Linked DNA regions of Homo sapiens: region 2 is linked to region 1. A link is a loop called in an ENCODE intact Hi-C map of the cell type or tissue named here. Cell type or tissue: CD4-positive, alpha-beta T cell. All regions are shown on one strand.

Evidence for each region. Peaks named below come from ENCODE experiments on the same cell type or tissue, not always from the same donor. Only the 100,000 strongest peaks of a DNase experiment are listed, where the experiment ranks them.
Region 2: a loop joins it to region 1, with 1.9 times the contacts of the local background. A loop is called at or near these places in 26 of 110 quality-filtered maps.

What each region holds. Positions count from the first base shown.
Region 1 is chr12:67,231,556-67,239,555 of GRCh38, reverse strand. No RefSeq gene overlaps it. Among named protein-coding and RNA genes, the nearest start is that of CAND1, 34 kb to the left of the region's middle. RefSeq lists an enhancer at 1,875-2,404. In CD4-positive, alpha-beta T cell, no CTCF peak of the experiment used is centred here; no DNase peak of the experiment used is centred here.
Region 2 is chr12:67,022,028-67,030,027 of GRCh38, reverse strand. It overlaps a transcript of GRIP1 not described here. Among named protein-coding and RNA genes, the nearest start is that of CAND1, 240 kb to the left of the region's middle. In CD4-positive, alpha-beta T cell, CTCF peaks have their summits at 4,116 and 4,319 (motif pointing left); a DNase peak (open chromatin) is centred at 4,317; H3K27me3 peaks cover 605 bases.

The DNA.
Region 1 (8,000 bases):
GAGATGGTAATGCTGGAATATATGATTATGCGAACTGCAGTATTTTTATCAGCATTAAAAGGGAGAAGAAACGGGAAATATCCAGCACAATGTGTCACCTTTGTTAGAATTACTTCACTATGTTAGAATTGTTTATTTTTTGGATTTGAAGCTGTTTTGTTATGAAATATTACATACCTTTTGAAAAGTGCAAAAACATATATGTTCAGCTAAGTGAATTATTAAAAAGCATTCATGTAACTCTTACCCAGATATAGAAATGGAATATTGCCATCACCCCGGAAATCCCCAGATGCTCCACTGAATCACAACCTCTTCCTCCCTAAGGCATTCCCACATTCTTGACTTGTACGGTTTTCATTTTGTTGCTGTTCATATATATATATGCATACTTTTGTAGTTTATATATATAAATAAACTACAGTTTAGTTATAAAGTTTAGTTAATAAACTTTAGTTTATAAACTGTAGTTTATTTATATATATATAAACTACAAAAGTATGCATCCGAAACATTATTGTTTCATTTAGCCTGGTTTTGAACTTTATGTTATTCTATTCTAGCTTGTTTCTTCTACTCATCATTCCATTATTTCAACTATCCACATTGTAAATATGAGTTGTAGTTAATTACTTTCCATTACTGTATAACATTCAGTTAAATAAATATGTCAGATTTTCTTTTTTAAATCCACCCTATTATTAATAGACATTTGGCTACTACACAAAATGCTGCTTTGGAAATTCTTATGTATATCTTTTGATACAAGTAAGTCTGCATTTCTATAGAGTAGATACTTAGGGAAAGAAAACAACTGGGTATTCAACTGGGTCATACGACTTATGTATCTTCATTCGTTCTAGATCACACCTGTTTTCCAAAGTGGTTATGCCAGTGTACAGTCTAATTTGCAATGAATGACCGTTGCTTTTGCACCACTTTCAGTTATTGTCAGACTATTAATTTTAGCTACTCAAGTGGGTATTTTGTATCTCACATTAGTTTAAATCACATGTTCCCCAATTACTAATAAGGTTGAACACTTTTATCAGCCATTTGCTTTTCTTCCTATGTGAAGAAAGATTTTCTTCTTATGTGTTTAAGATTTTGGACCTTTTATTATTTAGTTGTCTTTTTTATAATGCTCTGGATCTAATCTCTTCATCAGTATATGTAATATAAATGCTATGCAAATAACTTCTACCACTCCGTATCTTGTCTTTTAGTCTCTTATTAATGTATTTTGATGTACAGAAGTTCATAATTTTAATATTAGTCCACTGTATTGTTCATTTTCTTTACATTAGTGTTTTTCTTTGTTCCACAACATTTACTGAAAAAACCATCTTTCCCTCATTAAACTCCAATGCTATGTATGTGATAAATCAAGTGTTAGTATACATGTGGGTATGTTAGTTCTCTTTATGGTTCCAGAGACCTATGTGTCTATCGTTGCAACAAACCCACAAATCTTCTATATCCTTACTGATTTTTATCTGCTAATTTAATAAGTTACTGGAAAATGTATGTTACAATATAATTATGGATTTGTCCATTTCACTTTGTAACTTCATCAATTTTTGCATCCATATATTTTGAGGCTAACTTATTAGATACATACAATTTTTTATTTGTTATACAATCTTTGTGAATTGAACTTATCAAAGTGAAATGTCTACTCTTATTTCTAGTAATAGTATGTCTAAGTATCTGTTTGGTATTAATGAGGTAAGGCCACCATTTATTAGATTCTTGTTCAGTTTATCATTTTACATACATTTGTTTTTATATCTTCTATGTCTTTATTTCTTAGATGTACTTTTTTGCAAGTAGCATCTAGTTGTGATTTCATGAAAATCTTTGCCTTTTAAGGGGATCACTTTGTTTATATTCAATTCAATTACTGATTCATTAGTTTACACCAGTTACATCACCTCAGTTCTAGTCCATTTAGTGTTGCTGTAAAGGGATACCTAAGGCTAGGTAGCTTATAAAGAAAAGAAGTTTATTTGGCTTATGATTCTGCTGGCTGGAAGGTTCAATATTGGGCATCCGGTGAGGGCCTCAGGCTATTTCTACTCGTGGTGGAAGACAAAGGGGAGCCTGTATGTGCAGAGATCACACAGCGGGAGAGAAAGCAAGAGGGGTAGGGGCGGTGCCAGGCTCTTCTTAACAATCAGCTCTTACAGGAATTAATAGAGTGAGAACTCATCCCCCACTCCCAGGGAAGTCACTAATCTATTTATGAGGAATCTGCTCCCATGGCCCAAACACCACCCATTAGGCCCTGTCTCTCAACACTACCACACTGGTGATCAAATTTTAACATGAGATTTGGGGGGACAAGTATCCTAAGCATAGCAGCTTCTCTGCCCCAAAGCCACCCTTCACTGCCATGCTTGTGACATTAGAAAATTTTTTCTCTGACAACTGGTAGACAGAGTGCTACATTTTATCAGTAAAGGCCACTAGAAAGACAAAGGAGGATGAAGAGGTCAAAAATATGTAACACCTCCCCGGGAATAGCTTTCTCTAGGACTTAAGGGGAGGCTTCCCAGTAAGACCTGTTATTGGGGCACCTTACCAAACTTGTCTGCCATCCTGTGAGCCATGCCCACAACCTTTCCAATGAGACTGGATTTAAGCCCTAGGGAAAAGGGAGAGTGTCCAGATATTTTTGTATTTTGAATGACCGGCCTCTAGTCCTAGAGGTAAAGGATATTCCCTTCATCTACTCTTCTGACTTTCTTTACGGTTCCCTTTACCGTTCAGTAGGTACTCTCTATTCAGTAGTTAAATATTCTTTATATAAAACCTTCCCTGTTCAAAATACGGTGTCGTTCCTTTCTCCTGATTGGATACGGGATTTAATCTTCTATTTGTTTTCTATTTGCCCATCTTGTTACACCAAATTTTTCGATATTCCATTTCAGCAACTTTATTAGTTTGGTAGTTATACATATTTGTATTCCTCTTATTGGTGACCCTAATTATTATAACATGCTTCCTTGACTTATAAAACTTGATACTTTTTTCCTTTTCCTGGAAAATATAAGGTCATTAGAAAAATTTAATTCCATTTAATTTCCTCCAAACTTTCATGTTGATTGTTAAGTATTTTAACTCTATATAATTTTTAATCATCATAAGATTTCATTATCATGGCCAGGCACAGTGGCACACATCCTATAATCCCAGCACTTTGGGAGGCCGAGGTGGGTGGATCACCTGAGGTCAGGAGTTTGAGACCAGCCTGGCCAACATGGTGAAACTCCATCTCTACAAAAAATACAAAAATTAGCCAGGCATGGTGGCACTTGCCTGTAATCCCAGCTACTTGGGAGGCTGAGGCAGGACAATCACTTGAACTCAGGAGGCAGAGGTTGCAGTGAGCCGAGATCATGCCACCACACTCCAGCCTGGGAGACAGAGTGAGACTTAGTCTCAAAAAAAAAAAAAAGTCATTATTACTATTTTATACTCTCAATGTTCATTTAGATATACCTAGACATTTTCCTTTACATTGTTCTTATTTCTTCCTACACTTTAGAGCGTCTGTGGTTATTTTACTCTGGCCTGAAGAACATTCTTTGTATTTCTATGAGTGTGGATCTGTTGGTGACAGATGACTCATCCTTCATTTGTCTTAATGTCATTTGATTTTACCTACATTGCTGAAAGGTATTTTCTTCTGGTAGAGAATTTTAGATTGTTAGTCTTTTTTTTTTTTAATCTCTTTGAGGATACGGTTTCATAGTCTTTTGGTTTTCATTGTTTCTGTTGAGTAGCCAGCTGTAGGGCTTTTGAGTTGACTGTATTTTTTTGCCCTATGACTATTTTAAGATTTTTCTTCTTTGGTTCTATGGGATTTCACCTCAATGTGGCAAAATCTGAATTTATTTTAATTAATTTGACTTCAGAGTCATTGAACTTCTTAAATATTTGGCTTGATGTCTTTTGTAAGATTTGGAAACATTCACAGCTAATTTCTCTTCAGATATTGCTCTTGTTCTATTTTCTGTCTTTATTTCTTCTAGGACTCCAATTACATGTATGTTAGATATTCTTACTGTGTTCCCTGTTTTTCTTACCTTCTCTTTTGCAATTCCCATCCATGCACTTCTTTGTGCTTCATCCTAAATATCTGCTCCTGACTGATCATCCAGTTTACTACTTCTTTCTTCAGACTCATCTTGTCTGCAGTTAAACCCATCTAATGAGTCCTTAATTTTAGTTATTTTTTTTTTACTTTCTGTTATAATTTTTCACTTCTCTGACAAAATTCTCAGTTTTGTCTTTTATCTTCTTGAATATGTTAAGGATAGTTATTTTGAAGCTTACATTGGATAATGCTATTAACTTCTTCCCCTGTGGTTATGTTTCTGTTTTTTATTGTTTGTCTTGTTTTTATTTCTGTTGTCTTGTCTCTTTGTGTGTTTGGTTATTTTTGCTTGTGTGCAGAACATTGTATACAAAAAACTATAAAAAATAATGTGGCATCTAGGAAAATATTATCTTCCCCCAGAATGGAGATAAATTTGCTTCTATAGGCAGCTAAAGACACTAGGAATATGGTATTGCTTTAGTCCAATTTCAAAAATTTGGATAATTTTAACTTGAACCTTACTTCTATAAACTATCCCTGTGAGGTTGAACCTGAAGTTTCATAGGATAAAGAAACTGTGGTACATATACACCATGGAATACTACGCAGCCATAAAAAGGAACAAGTCTTTTGTGGGAACACAGATGGAGCTGGAGGCCATGATCCTTAGCAACTAATCCAGGAACAGAAAACCAAATACTGTATATTCTCACATGTAAGTGAGAGCTAAATGATGAGAACTTATGAACACAAAGAAGGAAACAACAGACACTGGGGTCTACTTAAGGGTAAAGGGTGAAAGGAGGGAGAGGAGCAGAAAAAATAACTACTGGGTACTAGGCTTAGTACCTGGGTGACAAAATAATCTGTACGACAAACCCCCATGACATGAGTTTACTCATGTAACAAACCTGCATGTGTACCCTTGAACCTAAAATAAAAGTTAAGACCAAAAAAAGAAAATGCCTTTAGTTTGCCAGTGAAAGCACTAGGGTAAGGCAAGCGAGTTGCCTAGTGTGTAAAATATAAGAAGGCATGCACTCTCAAGCTTGTGCACTTGCAGGACTGGCTTCTGACAGTGATTTCCTTCTTCAACTTTGCATGCTGAGTGTCTTGCTTGCCTCACCCTAGTTGTGACCCTGTACTTTGCTTTCATTCTTGAGTTGTTACTGCTGGGTATGGAATTCTTACTCAGAAGTTTTGTTCTTTCCATTCATTGAAATAATATTATTTTATTGTCTTCTGGTTTTTCTTATAGCTGTGAAAGGTATTGGAAACAACCCATATAATTGTTTCCATTGAAGGCAGTATTCCTTCTCTGGCTGCTGTAAGATTTTTCTCTTTGTCTTTGCCACTATATGCAGCTTCATTATTGTATATCTAAGTGTGGGTTTAAAAAAATTATGCTGCTCATGGTGCTTTAGACTTGTTAAATCTATAAATCTCTGTTTTTCACCACCAATTTTGAAAATTCTGTGCCATTATCTCTTCAAAGTTGCTTCTATTCAATTATCTTTTTTTTCTTTTCTTCTGGGAATTTAACTAAGTAGTCATATATGGCTTAACAACGAGAACACATTCTGAGAAATTCCCCATTAGGTCGTTTCATCACTCTACAAATATTATAGAGTGTACTTACACAAACCTAGTTTATATAAGCCTACTGCCACCTAGGCTATATGGTATAGCTTATTGCTCCTAAGCTATAAAACTGCAAAGTATGTTACTTTACTGAATACTGTAGGCAATTTTAACACAATGATATTTGTGTATATAAGCATATCTAAATATAGACAAGATATAGTGAAAATACACATTATAATCTTATGAGACCATCATTGGATAGGAGGTCCATCCTTGGCCAAAATGTTGTTATGCAGTTCATGATTATACATTAGACAATCTCTCTCCTTTATGTGTCTTGTCATTACTTCCTCTATTTTCCATGATTTTGTTCCCCTGTGCTTAATTTTGATATTTTTCTGTTCTATTTTCTAGTTCACTAATTTTCTTTTTTGTTATATCTAATCTGCTTTCTAATGCTTTCAAGTTCTTAATTTTTGTTATTGTATGTTTAAATTCTATAATTTTTATTTAATTCTTTCTTAAATCTTTGATATAACTTCTTATGGTTTCTAGTTTTCTGCTTAAATCTTCAAACATGGTCTTTATATTTGAAATAAACATAAAACGAGCATTGTAGACATCATGGTTTTTCAGTCTTTATCTGATAATTCTAGCATTTGGAGTCCTCTTGGTTTTCTTTCTGCTATTTCACTTATCTGACTTGTGTCATTATGTGGCTTATTGTCTTTAAGGATGTGCTAGTCATTCTCTTTGAAAATATGTCTAAAAGACAATTTTGAAGACTTACATAATTCTATCTTCCTTTGGATATTTTTTATTCTTTCTGTGAGGTGTCTGAAGGCACTTCAATAATACTCTTTATCTTTTTTAAGCCTCAGGATTTGGGAGAATACCCAGATGACCTAAAACCAGGCATTTTTCCATGTGAGGGCCGGTTTATTTTGGTTATATTCTTACACAAAGAGGAATCCCAAAACAAGGAAGGAGTGGTAAGAGTCTCCACATCTACTGAGCTCTGGACTCTGAAAAATTGGCATCAAATCCCAGGCCCATAGTTCTGAATTTCTTCCACTACCTAGATATCAGCCTAGTAGTTCATCACTATCTGATTAAATCTTCAGTGCTTCTAAGAAGAATTTTTCAAAAGTGTCCTCTGGCTTACTTGAGCTATGTTCAGCAATAACTTCATCTGTCATTACCAGAAGTAGAATTAGACTAGTTGGATGGTTGGTTTACTTACTTACTTATTTTTAAGTGACCTAAATAACACATACTTTGATTCAGGCACTATTACTCTTTGCAAACACTAACTCACTGAATTCTGATAACAACCCTAAAAGATAAGTATTATTATCATTGAAGTTTACAAATGAAGAAACAAGGCTCAGAGAGTTTAAATAATTTCCCCCAAGGTCCACAGCAAACAAGTTGTAACACTAAGATTCTAGTGAGGCAATCTTTCTCTAGAGCCCACACTTCTAACCACTGTGTTTGGCTTCTCCAGAAATTCATTATCTGTACAGATCTTAGTCCTCAAGAGTTGCTTGAGTCTATGGTCAACTTCTCAAAAGGATGTATCTTAAGATACTGCAAAATATCTTTAAGTACAGAACTCTGTCACTTCTTTTAGATACAACCTCAGCCCTCGAGTATCCCATTCCAGTCTCCAACACTGCTCAGTTTGCTGGTACGACAAGCAGAATTCTTCAGCATACTAGACTTTAATTACTAGAAAGAGGAGCTATGAAGACAGACTTCACTTGATTTGCAATTGTGCTTGGTTATATCCTATTTTAGGCTTAGAAAGATAGAAATTTTACAAATACCATGAATGTCTTAGCTGATAAACTCTCAGGAAGGTTCAATGCCTTCTCTATTTCCCAACACTACAACTTTGTGTTTTTTTTTAGTCTAAATTAGTATCAGTAGGAGACTTAAAATTTCAATGAAAGGTCATTTGAGTGGCATTTTTAGAGTCAGGATACTTTGAAATGTGTATTTTTAGAGAATTATTTGTATGAAACATAGAGGAATTGAAAACAGTGGAAAAATAATTCCTTGGTTTATATTGAGGAGCTAAATATAACCACAGAGTTGGCAGGACATGCTTTTTGTACATTGTTAGTTCCTAGGACTAATTTCAATTTATGACACTCAGTAGAATATGTACACAGTAATAGCTTTCATTTGGTATCTGAATTTTCCCTTCTGTGTTTTAAATGTTGAAAAATAAATATTAAACATCCCTGTCTGACAGCTTTGATGAGAGTAGTGGTTCTCCCAGCACAAAATTTGAGATCTGAGAACG
Region 2 (8,000 bases), 210 kb after region 1:
GGGGTTTCATCATGTTATCCAGGATGGTCTCCATCTCCTGACCTCGTGATCCACCCGCCTTGGCCCTCCCAAAGTGCTGGGATTACAGGCGTGAGCCACCGCGCCAGGCCGATTTTTTTTAATATTATTTTTATTGGACATTAGTAGATAAAAACATCTAAGCAATTCCTATTTGAAGAACTTGAATGTCTTCAAATACAAAAATACAAAAAAATACTAAAATAGAAACACCATTGCTAGATATTGCCTGCAGTATCACTAGTTAAGGTTTCCATCAACATGACTAGCACATGTCCGTTATTGCTTTTGTGGGATTTTTATTCCAAAAACAGTTGGAAAAGTCAAAGCAATGTTATATCGTTGCCAAGATTTTGGTTTAATAATAAAAATGTATCAACTTCTGGATTTACCAAAAGTTCATTATTTGGCTTTTTTTTTTTTTTTTTTTTGAGTCAGGGTCTTGCTCTGTTGCCTAGGCTAGAGGGCAATAGCACAGTCATAGCATACTGCAACCTCAAAATCCTGGGCTCAGGTGATCCTCCCACCTCAGCCTCCTAAGTACTTGGGACTACAGGCATGCGCCACCATGCTTGACCAGTTTTAAAAAATTTTTTGGCCAGGCACAATGGCTCACGCCTGTAATCCTGGCACTTTGGGAAGCTGAGGCAGGTGGATCGCTTGAGCCCAGGAGTTCAAGACTAGCCTGGGCAATGAGGCAAAACCTCATCTCTACATAACAACGATAACAACAACAACATGACTCCAAAAAATTAGCTAGGCATGCTAGCTATCGGGAGGCTGAGGTGGGAGATTTCTTGAGCTTGAGAGGCGGAGGTTGCAGTGAGCTGAGATTGTGCCGCTGCACTCCAGCCTGGGTGACAGAGCAAGACCCTATCTAAAAATTTTTTTTAATTTATTTTTTTTGTAGAGACAGTCTCACTATTTTGCCCAGGCTGGTCTTGAACCCCTGGCCTCAAGTGATTCTGCAACCTCAGCTTCATCTCTATCAAATTTTATGTAAACCTATTAAATATTGAAGCCCAAGACTTCATGTTTATAAAATTATAATACTGATGAATCTCATTGTTGACTTCACGGTGGCTAAGTCTCTAGTGCTTAGATGCTGCAGTAAATAACAATTATAAAAATTTGAGAAATTTTATAACCAGTGTTCTCCACAAATGCTCTTGACTTAATTAATTTAAAAATTGATTTGTAAAGTGCTGGTATGGTAAAATGTAAAAAGTACATTTCCTAGGACTGTAGTATACAGTTACCACAGGGATTCCCCTGAGTACTCCTTGCTGTCTGATTTTGAGATCTATTACTTCTTAAATCATTGCCACGAAAAACATAGAGAAAAAGGAGGAGGGAATCACAGCATTTAATCTTATTAGTAAAAGATACTGAAGAGGCAGAGGCTATTGAATAAAAAGCATTCTTAAAACTATTCATAAACGTCTATAGGATATGCTAGCTATATTCTGCATTATACTAAATAATATGGGCACGGATGCTGTTTCCTTTTCCAGCAATCTTTTCACAATTTCTACTTACATGAATGCAGAAAATTGCTGATATAATTACAGGTATCCATTCAATCCAAAATATGCTCATGAAGAAACTACTAAAAATACATCTATTTAAAAGTCGTTCTATTCAAACACTGTTCTTTAATTTTAATGTTCAGTTTTTAAAAAGCAGTATTTGAAACCTCTGGGTTTGGTAGTTGATGTGAACACAAACCCCAGTTCTCCCCAAATTCCCAGTGGAATTGCTAAAAGGATATAACAGGAGGGGAAATCAGTATTAATAAGAGAAACCAGGGATGGAGACAGTCCCTTTGGCTGAAAGTGAGGGGAATTTTGGATAGGGGTTCCTCAGTGGATCCAGATTGAAGGACATCCAAAAATGCCTCCCCCTGGAAGATATTGTTGGGTCCAGAAAATATCCAGGTGACCAGAGAGACACAGTGTTTGGAGGTGAGGGTGGATTGAGGGTCAGCTGGTGAGTATGTATGTTACCTACACATCTGGAGATTGAGTTGCCTCCTGGGTCCACCCACATCCATCTGCCCTCTTCCAATTCCTTCCCCTCACTAGACTTAAATGATCTTTTCAAGAGGCATATCTGGTCATGTGTTTCCTTTGCTTAAATGCTTCTAGAGGTTTCAACTGTTTTTTTAAGGTCAAGGCAGATGTCCAGAACGTGGACCCCTCCATCTCGCCAGACTCTTGTCATGCCATGCCTTCTGGGTTGCAGCCAGAGTGACCTTATGTGCACCACTGGCCCTGAACTAGTTCTATTGCCTTGACATTCTTCTTGCCCCTCTTTTCTAGTTAATTCCTAATTGTTATGAAGACTTTGACTCCTTCCTTATTTCCTTAGGGATCATCAAAGATCTATGCTTTCATGCACTCTGTGCTTCTAATCATAGCCAGTTTGATGCTGATTTGTTTAGTATTTGTCTCGCCTATTAGACTATGAACTCTACAGGGACAGGATGGTATCTGGTTTTGCACGTCACTATAGCCTAAGTATTTAGCATGGCATTTTGCCCATATTAGACACTCAGTAAGTAATATTTATGGAATGAATGAATGGATGGACGGACTGGTAGGTGGCTGCATTTGTATTTCAACAGCTACGTAAGGTACCTCTAACATTTGCTTCCTGCACAGACAACTATCACAAGCCAGTGACCACGTGTGGTGATAGGAAAGTGCTGCAGGTTGCTCTCAGTGTGGGTGCCACATCAGGCAGAGGTTTTGGAAAACTGAGCATTTCCCAAGGAATAGCATCCACATTGGAAGTTCAGGTGCTCACTGGTTGCTTTACTGTCCCTGCAAGCTGTTGGATGTCCTTACTGATAAGATATCTCCCCCTCCTCCCTGCTCTCCTTTCAATCCAGACAAGAATGTTTGTTTAAGAAAGATCTGTTGCCTTGTGTGGTGGAGTGTGCCTGTATTCCCAGCTACTCAGGTGGCTGAGGTGGGAGGATCACTTGAGCCCTGGAGGTCGAGGCTGTAGTGAGCTGTGATTGCGCCATTGCACTCCAGGCTGAATGACAGAGCGATACCCAGTTTTAAACAACAACAACAAAAAACTACAAACACACAAACAAGCAAAGATTTGGATGGGAATTCACAACAAATTCTGCACAACTCTATTAGGAAATTATTTTGTCATAAAATAAGGCTCTGTGATGGGTTCTTAAAGAGATTATATTATTCAAAAGAAAGGGGTCACCATTTTTCTGGGGCTTCTGAGGAGTTGTTTCCTCTGTAATAGATTGACCATGAGATATGAGATCATCTTAGAAATATGTTTTTCTGCTTTCAACAGCACTTGAGGGCATGTTAACATGTGTGAGACTACAGTCAGCTAAACAGGCCATCAGGATAATGAAGAAGAGGAAGGATTACAGAGAGCCGAAAAGCTGGAAAGCCAGCTTCAATAGAAATAATGACAGGAGCTAACATTTATTGATTACTTACTAGGTAACAGGCATTGTTCTAAGGGCCTACGTGTTTTAACTCAATCCTTAGGACAACCTTTTGAGGGAGGAGATACGGTTATTAACCTCATTTAGGAAACCTTTGTAGGGGAGTGAATAGAAAATGGGACACTATGGAAGTCAAAAGTAAGGAAGTAGAAAACAAGCTTGAGAAAAAATTTTCCCAACAAAAGGCTGAAAATGTAGAATATGAGAACTATGGGGAAAATTATAGCAGCTTTTAATGGTGTTATCTTTGAATGGTAAGATTAGGCATGACATTTGTTTTCTTCTTTATGTTTTTCAATGTTTTAAAATAAGAACTTTTTGAAAAATGCTTTTTTTTAAACAAAGAGCATAGTTGACAGAGAGCATCTAAGGTTTTCAATAAATAATCTTAAATAATTCAATGAAAATTAAATTGCATTACAGGCAGTATTCAGGGAGTAGACAAGAGTGAAGCAGCCCCGACAGGGAGTTAACCTCCTAATTGGGAAAATAGAGCAGAGAGATTCATGCTGCTGAAGAAGCACTGTGACTATGCACCTTCACTCCTCCAACTCAAAAAGAAGAAGAAGAAAAAAAGCCCGAGGAAAATGAACACCACTGGCTAGTTAGGAGTATTTTGAGAATTCACTTTAAAGTGCTGAGAAAGCACTGTTATACATGATAATTAAAAGTTAGTTAATAATTTATGCTTTTAATTTTAATAAATTATTTATTTGTTTTAAATATATTATGCCTCGTTGCCTGGATCCTGTTATCTTCCATTTATCCACACTTGGGGTAAACCTAGCTGAGGACCCTCGCCGTCATGACCCAAGATACCATCTGGTGGCAGGTGTAGGAATTGCGAGTTAAACCCTGGGGGGAGAGAAACCTGGGGCAATAGTCTAGCCTTAGAAATTCAAGTCCATGAGGAGATACTAAAGGTAATGAACATATGAAAGGACTGACTCTGTAATGCACGTTTATTTATTCTATCTCATATTTCTATGGAAACAGAAGGCCAAAGTGTAAGCTTGTCTGGAAGACAAAATAATTTTAAATTCAAATAGAGAATTTAAAGTTTCTTGTTTTCTTAGTTTTTAATAAGTTTCCTGTTCTCCAAATTGCAGTTTTTTTCATAGGCTGTGTGATTGTTCTTTTTGCTTATTCTTTGTGTGTGTGTATGTGTGTGTGTGTGTATTTGAGACAGAGTCTCGCTCTGTCACCCAGGCTGGAGTGCAGTGGCGTGATCTCAGCTTACTGCAACCTCCACCTCCCAGGTTCAAGCAATTCTTCTGCCTCAGCCTCCCAAGTAGCTGGGATTACAGGCACCTGCCACCACAGCTGGCTAATTTTTTTGTATTTTTAGTAGAGACGAGGTTTCACCATGTTGGCCAGGCTGGTCTCTAACTCCTGACCTCAAGTTATCTGCCTGCCTTGGCCCCCCAAAGTGCTGGTATTACAGGGTGTGAGCCACTGTGCCTGGCCCTTTTTGCTTATTCCTACATAGAGGGTTTTATGCTAATAGTTAAGTAGAGATGAGCCCTTTCAAAAATTGGCATAAGTTTTCAGCCAAGACTTTTGAAGGGATCTCCTGGACTAAATGAAAGAAAAACAAATGGCAGTGAGAAAAATCTCATGATTTCTTTAAATTGAGATAAGTTTTTAAACATTATTAGTGGGGGAATTACTGACTAGGAATAATTATGACAAACATATTATCGTAAAGATCTTTTGACTAAAATATGTGTGTGTATATCTTTTTTTTGTCATTGTACCAGGAATTAAATAAAATTAAATATGGAAGAGTAGCCATTTGTATTAGTGATCTTTTGTAAGTTTCTAAGAGAGTTTAGAATTCCACACGTGAAATGATCACGGTCGTAATACTTTTCCTATCTACAATTTATAATTTAGACTTTGCATTTAGAACACAAATAAGATGGTAGGATTTTTTTTTTAGTAGTCACTTTATTACATAGGCAGGCCTTGACTTACAAATAGGTCCAGTAAACGGCCAAATGGCCTTTAGGATCAGAAAACCAGTAAGTCCTATTTCAGACATGCTGCCTTGGCCCGGGTTTCCCCCTCTTTCTCCTTCACTTTCTTTCATTGCTCTGATTTAAAACACTCTCCCTCTTCATACTCAGTTGATTTTGTTGTGTTTCCCCCAGTGTCTATGGCTGCAGGTCTGTCCTCCCTCCGCAGATCCTTGCCTGTGTTCTTCCTAACGTGGACCCAGCCAGAACTCCTTAGGGTCAGTTTCCTCTTCAGAAATACACACGAATCTGCAGTGCGTTGGGCATCTTGATTATTTGTTTGTGTTTCATCTTTCTCAAGAGTCATAGAAAGTAAAGAAAAAGAGGGTGATGAGTGATGGAAGGAAAACATTTTTTCTTTTTGATAATTTTAACTATTTGTTAAAAAAGGATTCAAAGATCCCCAAGTGTGAACAGTCTGAAAAGGGCTTTTTGCTTGCTGCAGGGACCTGAGAATTGAGAAACAGCTGTGAAACTTTGAACCCTGGCTGGAAGGTCCTGGTATTGACTGTGGCAAGAAAACGGGGGAGCTAATCTGTAATCTGCTTAGATGGAAGGAAGGAAAGAAAGAGAAAAGAGAAAAAAAATCAAAGAAAAGCAAAGAAAAAGAAGAGAAAATATAAAAGAGGGAACTAGCTTTGGGTCCCCATGGAAACATATACTGGCAGGAGACACTGTGCCCCTGGTTTGAGCTTACCCTCTAGTTCCTGGTCCGCTGGAGCCTGGGGCATTGGAATCTGCCACTATTAGTGTGAGGGTGACAGGGAGGGAGGAAAGGGTGAGAGTGGAAGTTTTGGATTCCACTGCTTAATCTATAGATTCAATGTAATCCCAATAAAATCCCAGCAGACATTTTTTAGTAGAAATTGACAAACTGATGATAAATTTCATATGGAAATGCAAAGGACTTAGAATAGCAAAAACAACTGAAAAAAAAAAGAACAAAGGTAACTGATTTAGCATATATCATAAAGCTGCAATAATCAAGACAGTATGGTATCAGCATCAAGAAGACAAATAAATCAAAGGAACAGAATGGAGAATCCAGAAATAAACCCACACATTTACGGGTAACTACTTTTTGATAAAAGTGCAAAGATAATTCAGTGGAGAAAGGATTATCTTTTTAACAAATGGTGTGGAAACAAATTAGAGATCCCTATGGAAAGTATGTGCTTCCATTTATCTTTTATATCTTATTAAAAAGTTAACTCAAAGTGTATCATAGACTTAAATGTAAAATCTAAAACTGTAATAATTCTGTAACAAAACTAGAGAACTCCTTTATGACTTTGGGTTAGGCAAAAATTTCTTAGATAAGTTATCCCAAAACATAATCTAAACACACACAAATTAATGAATTAGACTTTCTCAACACTAAAAATGACAACTTTTTGAAAGATATGCCACCACCTGAGAGGAAATAATTGTGAAACATATATCTGATCCTGTATCTAGATATATAAAGAACTCTCAAAACTCTGTAATAATAAATAAACCAAAATTTTAAAAGTGGGCAAAAGGTTTGAACAGGTACTTAAGCAAAGAATATATATGGGTAACAAACACATAAAAAGATGCTCAGCATACATAAGCATAAACATGGGAACAACAGACACTATAAACTACTAGAGGTGGGAGGGAGAGAAGGGAGTGTGGGTGGAAAAACTACCTATTGGGTACTATGCTCACTACCTGGATGACAGGATGCATACCTCAAACCTCAGTACCACGTGGTATACCCATGTAACAAACCTGCGCCTTTACCCCTTGTAGCTAAAATAAAAGTTGAAATAAAAAAAAGATACTCAACATTATTAGTCATTAGGGAAATGCAGGTTAAACTCACAATGAGCTACCTATACAAATCTATTCAAATTGTTAAAATTAAAATGATTGACCTCACTAAGGGTTGGCAAGGACAGGAAGGAACTAGAATTCCCAAACATTGTAGATGGGAATGTAAAATGGTACAAGCACTGTGGAAAACAACATAGTAGTTTCTGGAATAGTTAAAATTTTACCTACTAAATCATCAAACCATTCCACTCATAGGTATATAAAAGGAAAATAAAAGCATGTGTACATAAAAATACATGTACATAAATGTTAATGTCAACCTTATTTGTAAGAGTTGAAACTGCAAACAACCCAAATGTCTAGCAATAGGTGAATGCATAAATAAACTGTGGTGTAACTGTTGATAGGATGTAAACTTGCACAGCCACTATAAAGAATGGTATGGAGTTTCCTCAAAAAATTGCAAAAACAACTACCATATGATCCAGCAACCCCCACCATTGGATATATATCCAAAGGAGAGGAAATCAGTATATGGAACAGATAGCTATAGAGTATATGGAAGAGATCAGCGTATGAGAGAACACTCCCATGTTGATTGCAGCATTATTCACAATAGCTAAGATAGGGAATCAACCTAAGTATCTATCAACAGATGAATGGATGAAGAAAATGTG